2 separate regions of the Mus musculus genome follow, and region 2 is linked to region 1. The links are chromatin contacts, found by Hi-C in ENCODE. All regions are on one chromosome and are shown on one strand. The core of a region is the stretch at or near the end of the contact, and the rest is flanking DNA. Distances in the headings are between cores, read along the strand shown.

What was found. Hi-C counts contacts between places; a loop is a spot of excess contacts on that map.
Region 2: a loop to region 1 is called in a map of T-helper 17 cell, with 2.1 times the contacts of the local background. The contact joins the promoter of Irf2 here to the promoter of Cenpu in region 1. A Hi-C loop is called at or near these places in 2 of 37 maps with a recorded cell type or tissue (T-helper 17 cell and v-Abl transformed pro-B cells).

The regions. Positions count from the first base shown.
Region 1 is chr8:46,549,743-46,554,565 of GRCm38, reverse strand. It overlaps Cenpu (centromere protein U), which reads right to left and starts at 2,497. Exons shown (of 13, transcript NM_027973.4): 1 at 2,439-2,497; 2 at 503-551. The coding sequence starts at 2,479.
Region 2 is chr8:46,738,463-46,743,227 of GRCm38, reverse strand. It overlaps Irf2 (interferon regulatory factor 2), which reads right to left and starts at 3,483. Exons shown (of 9, transcript NM_008391.4): 1 at 3,292-3,483. It overlaps Gm16675 (predicted gene, 16675), which reads left to right and starts at 3,713. Exons shown (of 3, transcript NR_045750.1): 1 at 3,713-4,066.

The DNA.
Region 1 (4,823 bases), core at 1,248-3,747:
TTTTTAAAGCTGCTATAAAAAAGTTTGTCAAAGCCAGGCGTGGTGGCACACGGCTTTATTCCCAGCACTTGGGAGGCAGAGGCAGGCAGATTTCTGGGTTCGAGGCCAGCCTGGTCTACAAAGTGAGTTCCAGGATAGCCAGGGCTATACAGAGAAACTCTGTCTCAAAAAAACCAAAAACCAAAAAAAAAGTTTGTCAAGTGTGGAGGTGGAGGCTAAGGTGGTGATGGTGACCCAGCACTCGGAGGCAGATGCAAGTAGATTTCTGTGAGCTCAAGGCCTAGACTGGTCTACAGAGTGAGTTCCAGGACAGCCAGGTCTAATAGAGAAACCTTGTCTCAAATTAAAAAAAAAAAAAAGTAAAATAAAAATAAGAAAGAAAGAAAAGAAACAAAGAAAAGATTTTGTTAAGAGAACTCTCCAAAGTATGATTCCCACAAAATGATAGCTTTGCCTTCAATGGCTTAAGGGGGGGAAAAATCACATTAACAATCTTGCTTACCTGTTTCCTGGAATATGTGCTTCTCAAAGTGTTCTTTGAATGTTTTGCACTATTAAAACACAGATGACAAAATTTTAAAAGTGAATTCAGCAGATATTTTGAGCAACTGGGAAAGCACTGTAAGCTATAATCCTTCCAAGGCGCACCTTTCCAAATTATCCTCATTACTGCTCACCCAGCAGAGCTGAAGCCAGGCAATAAACCACTGGGGAGCAGGGTTGGGGGGGACACCTATCACTTTGTTAACCATCTCAGTTGTGTGTATTAGGCTACAATAGAAAAGACTTATTGCCACCCACACTCCCAGCACAGAATACCGCAGTAATAATCCGAGGGGAGGGGGCTGGGACTCCCCACTTGTAGCCAACTCTCAGACCTGTACTGCCTTTGCTTTGGGATAACCGCAGACTGTGATTCTGAGCTCAGAAAGCTTAAGTGACTTCTGAATGGCACCTCGAAACAGAAGTAGGTGGGACAACCTGGAGGCATAAATTGCCTAGCCTGAACTCTTTTCCATCTGACTCTTTTTTTTTATGATTTGTTTATTTTATGTATAGGAGTACACTGTAGCTGTACAGATGGTTGTGAGCCTGAGCCTTCATGTGGTTGTTGGGAATTGAGCTTTTAGGACCTCTGCTCTGCTCGCTCCGGTCAACTCCACTTGCTCAGTCCCTGCTGGCTCTAGCCCAAAGATTTAGGTATTATTATACACAAGTACATTGTAGCTGTCTTCAGACCCACCAGAATAGGGTGTCAGATCTCATTACGGGTGATTGTGAGCCACCATGTGGTTGCTGGGATTTGAACTCAGGACCTTCAGAAGAGCAGTCAGTGCTTTTACCTGCTGAGCCATCTCACCAGCCCCTCTACCTGTTTCTTGTGTGTGCTCCAAAACCAGAGAAATTCCCTTCTAGCTGTGGGCTGGAGTCCTGGAGCAGTTTCCAAACTCTACAGAAACCTCTTTCTTTCCTAAAGGAAATCTCTACAGTAACCATTTTATATAATCTTTGCTGTATGCATCCGTGTGTTTTAGGAGTGATAATGAACAGATTTCATAAATTCCAAGCCTCAAGATGTTGAAACAACAAAAACCACTGGTTTGGCAGATCAAGTTCTAAGCTCCTTTCCCTTGCTCAAAGGTGGTGGTGGCTCACGCCTTTCATCTCAGCACTTGGGAGGCTGAGGCAGGTGATCTCTAAGTTTATGGCCAGCCTGGTCTACAAGAGTTGAGTTCCAGGACAGCCAGGGCCACACAGAAAAATTCTGTCTCGAAAAACCAAAAAAGGTAAAAGCACAAACCAGCATGCCCTGATAAGCTCCTTTGCCCTTTTTAAATCTTCCTTCCCACTGCTCACCGAATGTGGATTCCCCCACCATCTGTGTCCTGTGGTAGCTACAAGCATCATCTTCCATAGGTAATCCTCCCACGGAAGACTTCCTACGCAGAGGAGACCTTTCTATCCAAATCTCTACCAGGCTTTGGATGCGCGCCAGACACGCCCAGAATATCCTTCGCCAGGAGTTGGTGGCGCTAACCTTTCGGGCCGCTTACTAACTTCTTTTCAGATGCACACCTCTTATATAATGAAAAGATCCATGAAGCACTCTGAATGTCCTTTAGGTATTTAGGCAAGGCCAGCCCAAGCTCTAAACAAGCAGCTGCCTGGTCCCTCGCTAGAGATTTCGTTTGGCTTCCGTGTTTTCTATTACGAAAACAGCTGCGTCTTAGAAATAAAAAGCAATGTCGACAGACCAGAAATGATTACTGTTAAATATTTGCTTGTCACATGAAAGCGACGCTGGTGTCTGAGTTCCCCTACCACACAGCTTGACTCCTGGCTCTAGGATTCGGGGCTGTGGGAATTGAGGCCGGGTCAGCGAGTCTCTGGGACGGGTTGAGCCCATCCTGGGCGGATTTCGGGGCGGCAGCACTTACCCCGGGTTCCCCGAGTATCTCAAACTTCTCCTTGCAGCCATCCTACCGTTCCCAAAGGCAGGGACTCCAAACTCGCGCCTAGCCGGTCTTGCTCTGAACAGCCAATCAGAGCCTAGTCCTCGCTATGCTCCGCCTTTTCCGGGGCGGGGCCAGAGAGCGTCCTGGGCGAGAGCACGATGAAATCCAGGCCTGGAAAACACCCAACAGCGGAGCGGAGTCCAAAGCAACCGGCTTAGCTGCTGCAGGCTGTCTCTCCCGCTCTCGCTCCGTTCCGTAAATTTAGAACTCCCCGGCCTCGTGGGCGGGTAAATGACCCGGAGCTGGTGTGGGTGTGGGTGGACCCGAGCCAGCCGCCAGCGGATCCAAAACTCCAGTGCTTCCGGGCGGGCTGTTAGTTGATGGACTACTGTCAAATCCTTCGCATTGCTAAATGCAGATGCCGCTTTTAGCTCCCTGTAGCAGCTCACTGTTGAACGCGACACGTTATTTGTCCTCCCTTCCAGGTCCTTCGTAAAGCGGGAAGGTCCCTTCTGGATCCATACTCACGATTCTTTTGTTTTTACATTTTTCTTGTGGTACAAAAGAATGAAAAATTGATTTAAAGGGATCAAAGATATAAGAAGTAAAAAAAACGGCCAAACTCAGAAGAAAACTGAATCAAGACGTTGGACTTGGCAATGAATTTTTTTTTAAGATTTATGTGTATCGATGCAAAATGTTATATATTTATTATATATACGCATATGTATGTATATATACACACACACACACGCATATATATATACACATCCGTGGTCCCAGTGGAGGTCAGAGGAGGGCATCAGATACCCTGAAACTGGAGTTACAGATAGTTATGAGGCTGGGAAACTCTGAGGTCTTTGGCAAGAGGCTCCAAATGGCTGAGTCATCTCTCCAGCTCCAACAATGATTTCTTGATTAACCTAAAACACAGTGGTAATGAGAAAGGCCAGAAATGGGGGTGATGGGAGAGATAGATGGTTGTGTAAAAAAGGTGGATGTATTTAAACACTTAAAATGACTGGAATAAAAAGCTGAAATGTCCAATTTTATGTTATAAATTTTATCACAATAAAAATATGAATACAAGCTAGGCAGTGGTGGTGCTTGCCTTTAGTCCTAGAGGCAGAAGCAGGTAGCATGGCCTACAGAGTGAGTTCCAGGACAGCCAGGCCTACACAAAGAAACCCTGTCTCCAACAAAGGGTATTTAACACTGTAAAAATAAAACATAGACACCTATATTACTGAATCAGAACATAAAATGTAACAGTTCTCTCAGACTCTTCCATGAATGGCCCTTTTCACAAACCATACGGTTTTTTTTATTTGTCTTTAGCATTTTTATGCTTTTCAGCCTCGATATGCCTCTGTGTATAATCATTGTATATTTCTATCTCTATAAATAACGTTTGGTAGGTTTTCTGCAAGTATCCTAACCAAAGCCATAATTTTTAAAGTGTCCACATCTGCATGCAGCTGTAGTTCATTCATGCTGCCTTTGGAATTCATTAAGTAACTATTTGCATCGCTTTTATTCCTCTGTGCTATGGGTACATCAATGTTTTCTATTTACTATTCCCGACAGCACATCACCAGGAATTCTTACGCACATCTTCCAGGGCACTTGTCTGTGAGTATCTAGGGTCAGTAGAGATACCATGTAAGATGTAGTCGTGGTCAGCTTTGCATGACACCAGGTTTTGTACATTGTTTTGTGAACTGTAGACTGTTTTCTTTACCCCTCCCTCCACTCTGCCTACTCAGTAAGTTCTAAAGAGTTTCACATCTCCTGTCTACTGAGATGAAACGCTTGTGTTTATGACGTGCGTTTCCCTCAAGGTTATTTCTGTTTCCTCGTCATCGAAAGGTGTGCGTCCTCAATTACCCAGAAACCATCTGGATGACTGCCAGAGGAGGGCAGATCACCTTGTGGGTATTGCAGGAAGTTCCTCATGGATGGGTAGAAACGGGCTTCCTGGAAGCATGGAAAACTGGCATACTATAGAGAGCAGAGGTAACTCCATTTTCTGGGAAGGGAGATGTGGATAAACCTTTTATGCTTTGGAGTTGGGGAAAAAAGAAACCACTCGGGTGCTCAAACAGGAAGGGGACTCCTCCCTCAGTGGAAACGAGCAAAACTCATCCAGATAGGTTTAAATCATTAAAGTTCTGAGTTTGTGTCACGGAGACGTCCAAGGATAGGATGCCTGTCACGCTGCTTTCTCTGTTTGATCCCAAGTTTCTAGAGGTCACTGGAGCTCTGAGGACATTGTCTTGACCTTTCATCAACCTTAACCTCAGGCTGGGTTCTATACCACCACCACTTCCACCACCTCCACCAGAACCAGCACCTGGATTTGCTCTG
Region 2 (4,765 bases), core at 2,234-4,733, 190 kb before region 1:
ACTTAGAAAGTCAATACATGACACATTTGTGGGTTACTATAATTTACACAATGTTCTTCCACACACAGTATCACAATTGTTCCCCCAAAGCAGCCCGGTAAGTAGAATACACTATTCCCTTTCTTAGACCAACCCCCAGAGGTAATTACTGGATTTATTTTTGGTTGTTGTCAGCTCACAGCTAGAATGCAACTTCTGTAGAACTTGAAGAGGCTATCTGTCCTTCACGGTTCTAGTTGGGTTCACAGAGCCTGCCACTGTGTCTGGTAGTTCATGGCCCACAAATATTTGTCAAATATATAAATAAGTTCTCCAGATTGCGCTAAGGCCTGTTTGGCAGGAGGCAGATAAGGGATCTGCAATAAAATTCCCGGTGTAGTTCAGTAGTCTATTTGCCATTAAAAAAGGGGGTGGGGTGGGGGGAAAGCTGGAAAAGAGGATCCAGATTTTACCGAATAAAGCTGAGATTAAAAGAGTGGTGCACTTGGATATGTGAGGAAATCAATGTGCGTCAAGGGACTATCCAAAGTTTCAAGTCTTCCACTCTTAGATTTAAACAGCTTTCACTCGCTCTGGTATATTAAATATTTACTTAATAAAGTATTTCAGGAGCCCATAGTTCCTAGAGCCTTCAGGACTTCATGTCAATTTCTCTTTTGCCTCAATTTGCTTCCAATTTGATTACAAGTCCTCTTTTTTTGTTTCATGAAGATGCCATTTTTACAGGTTAAGTCATTCTGAAACACGTGCAACTCTTCCTAACTTTTGCAGGTCAAGGGGGGGAAAAAAGACCACTCATTGAGAATGAAATATGTAAGTGTTTAATTTTAAGAAGCAGTAACAAATCATAACAGGCAAGATCTCTTGGATCTAAGCACAAGACAAAATCTAACTTCTTACGCAACAAGCTAGGCTATAAATTATAATCATTCACCAATCACAGTGACGTTCCGGACTTTGCCCCATCAATCAATAGATGCTCCAACGTTACCCCTTAGAGATGCCAACTCAAGCCTGAAATATTCCATTTGCTTGAAGCTGCCTTAGAAAAGCCAAATGCCAAGCTTTTATTGGTTTCTATTTTTGTGACACACGCCACCCCACCCCCCAAAAAAGAATGAGAGTTGAGAAAAATCAGAGACTCCTGCACTTGGGCGAGTGATTAAGTTAAACAGGGCAACCTCTAGGGCTCTGCCCTAACCAAGCAGTGTGCATCTGTCTACCATGCAATCAACCACCTTCTAAAAACAGTAGGCTAAACAAACGGGTCCCTGCACCTGCCCTTAAGCACCTTAAGTGCAGGCTGCTAACTTCAAATGTTACTTGCAGTCAGTCGATATAAAAAAAAACAAAAACAAAAACAAAAACAACCAACAAACAAAACTAATAAATGACTTCAGGCATGACAACAAGCTCCCAAGCTCCCGTGATTCCTGAAAATGCACAACAGGAAATGTAACTGTCCTCCACCCTCAGGAGCCATTCATCAAGAGCAGCCCGGAGTCCCAGCCACAGGGAGGCGAGTGGCAGAAAGCTAACCCCAGGACTACTTTGCCTCCCTGGTACAGACACAACCAAGGAAGGACAAGGAGTGCCCACGCGGGAGGGAGGAGGGGACAAGAAACATGTCCCCCAAGTTTCAAACACACTGGGCTTAAGGACCTGCAAACCCGCTCGCAAACGAGTGACAAGGTGGCCTGCCAATCCCAGGGGTCTTATTTACATCCGACCACCAAGGATCTCGCCTCCACCGACTGATCCGGGCGTCTCACCTGGGGCCCGAGCACAGTCCTGGCTCGCGGCGGAGGCTACTAGCCTCCTTCCCTTCCCTGCTCCTAAGGGGCGAGGGACTGAGGGTGGCAAACGGTCCGAGAGCCGGGGCCCAGCGGACAGCGTCCGGGGAGCCGGGGCCCTGAGCTCTCGCGAAGGCTTCCCGGGCCGCTCAGGGGAGCCGGCCCCCAAGGCCGAGCGACAGGGACTAGCTGGGCACCGCGATTGGCCGCGGCCCGCATCGCTCGCCCAGAGAGCCGGGCCGGCGGGGCGGAGAGGAAGTGGTGGCTGCCGCTCTGCACCAACCATGTTCGGCCGGCGGGCGAATGTCACCCGGCGCCCGGAGCGGGTCGGAGGGCACAGGGCGGGCACTCATTCCCACCACGTCCCGGAGACCCCAAGCGTTCGTCAGCCTCACCCCCAACCCCATGCTAGCCCGCCGGGCGCCGCTCGGTCCCCGGAGGTTCCCCGCCCCCACACCTCGCCCGTTCCGTAGCCAAGGCGGGTCGGGGCCCAGCGCGCCAGGCCGGCCCCGGGGGCGCCCGCGGGGACCCGGAGGCACTCGCAGCTAGGCCGCGCCGGGGTGGGTGACCCCTGAGCGCGGAGCCCTCCGGGGACGCGCCTCCGAGGCGCCTCACGCGCTGGGACAAGTGCAGTGACAAAGCCCGGAGGCCAGGCCAGACGCTGGCCGGCGGGGAGGAGGACGCGACGTTCCTGGCGTGTGGCGGCGGCCCAGTCCCCAGGAAGCCGGGCGCGCCGGCCAGGCCCGCGCCCAGCCGCGCGCGGAGCCCGCCCGGCCCGAGTGTCCACTGGCACCAGACGCCGGTCACCCGACCCCAAGCCCCGCGGGCGAGCGCATCCTGGGACCGCCTTAGGGCAGCCTTCAAGTTTACAGTGGTCACTGCCCGGGCACGGGCATCTAGGGACCGCGGGTGCCAGTCTATTTACACCAGAGACCGCCGGGAAAGAAGGGCCGCTGGGCACCGAGAAGAACCCGGTTCCCTTCCTCGGACCTGGTGGCGACAGTGTCTGTAAACACTCATACACATACAACACACACACACACACACACACACCAATTTTATTTTAAATGAGGCCGGACTCCAACGGACCTGTACCCACAACACACGACACCTGGAGCGCAGAATCACACAGAGCAGATCTGTGTCCATGGAGCCACCTCTTCTCATCTGCAAATCCAAAAGTGAAATTAAACCTTCACTAACCTCCTCCTCCTCCCTCTCTACCTCCTCCTCTTTGCAGCCTCAGCAGCCCCAGTACCAGCGGCAACAGCAGCAGACCCCTGCTTCCCCTAAAATCAGATGATCCATAACTGCGCCGACTCTTCCTCCAAAAATCGGTATTAATATTTATGAACCCCGGCATTTTTCCGTCTGCAAAACATCGTGTCAAAGCATCAGGACGCACATACATACATAGCTCCTCCTGTCCCCGTCAACATGCCCTCGAGAGAAAACACACGCACAGCCACAACTATTATTTGAAAAAAAAAAATGTTACCTCTCAATGTGCTTTTTTTTTTCCACGCTACCAATACAATCCCGCAAGGTGTGAGTGTTGTTAGGGTGTGTAAAATGGAAATGAAAGCCCGTCAGTTGAATAATCGCAGGAGCAAAACTAAAAGTTAGTCCCCGGCTTGCCTGAGAACAGTCCAGATCGAAAGCAAAACAAGGAGAGGAAACTGCGAGGAGCCGAGGCTGGAAATCCCCCCCACCCCCGCCCTCTCCCGGCCCCGCTCCCTCCCTCGCTCCCCCTCCGCCCTCCTCCCTCCCCGCCCTTCCTCCCCAGTGTTTGTTTCAAGCTTGTGCAACCCGGAGGTGGAGGCAGAGGGAGGGCTCCAGCCGCCAGCCTGGAGGTGCGGAAGTTCGCCGCCGCTGTTCATTGGCGGCCGGCACGGCTTTCATCATTTCTCGGAAAAGTCAATTTCATTTTCACTTCCCCACGTCGCGGCTGCGGGGAGCAACAAGCGGCAGCGCGTGTGAGCGTGGGGATCGCGCCGAAGGGCGCGCGCTTTTCACCGGGGCCACGCTGGGACTGTGGGGCACCAGAAGTGGTGGACGGGGCGCTGGCTTGGGAGCTGGCCACCAGCTGGTGGTGGCCGTAGGGAAGGAAGGAGATGACCTGACTCTACATCCTACCTGAAGGGTGGAGATGGACCAGAGAGAGCCCCGGAAGCCTGGGGACCCTTCCCGACCTGTGGCTTAAGTGCTCAGAACCGCTGTGCACAGGCTGCATATACAAACTCATCTTGGAAAGTCGCCCGCTGCAAAGGAATGTAAGGAACGAAGTCAGCTGAAAAGACGGCATTACTTGTGCCCCTACTTTATTGGATCTCCTACTGGGGAACGGGGGGGGGGGGGGGGTTTGAGGGGGGTTGAAGGGCCAGCCTGGCACTCAGTGTGGAAGCTAGGATGGTTAGGAAGGCCTTCCCCTAGAAAGTCACTCTCCAAAGTTACTTCATGTCTTTGCCATAACCGGTCCAGTTCCTGCAAAATGCAAGGGTTTGAGTTACATGAACTTAAACTGTCTTGATTGGGACTGAACCTGGAGGGAACGCTGCCTGTTAACTCCTAAATTTGGCTGTCCTTATTGGTTGAACATCCTTGGCTGCTGTCCTCTGTGCTGTTCCGTGGAGACAATACTGAATGCAAGAAGAGGGCCCAGTACCTATGACAGGTGCAGCGGCCTATGGGCTCTACTAGGCCAGCTCGCTTGGAACCTCTTGCTGTTTGGTCACTTAACTTTAAAAGTATTCCCTTACATTTAGTTACACCTGCTTCTTGCCTGGCTTACAGTTTCCTCAGCCCACCACCTGCCTTCTCTAACCACTGGGGAAAGCATCCCACCCTAGGAGACTGTCACTATCTATGTGTAAACATCTGAAAAATAATTCTACCTCCTCTTTGCCATAGAATTAGTGGATTCCACAGACAGGGATAAAGGAAAGTATGCATGCCCTTGTAGAAGGAGAGCA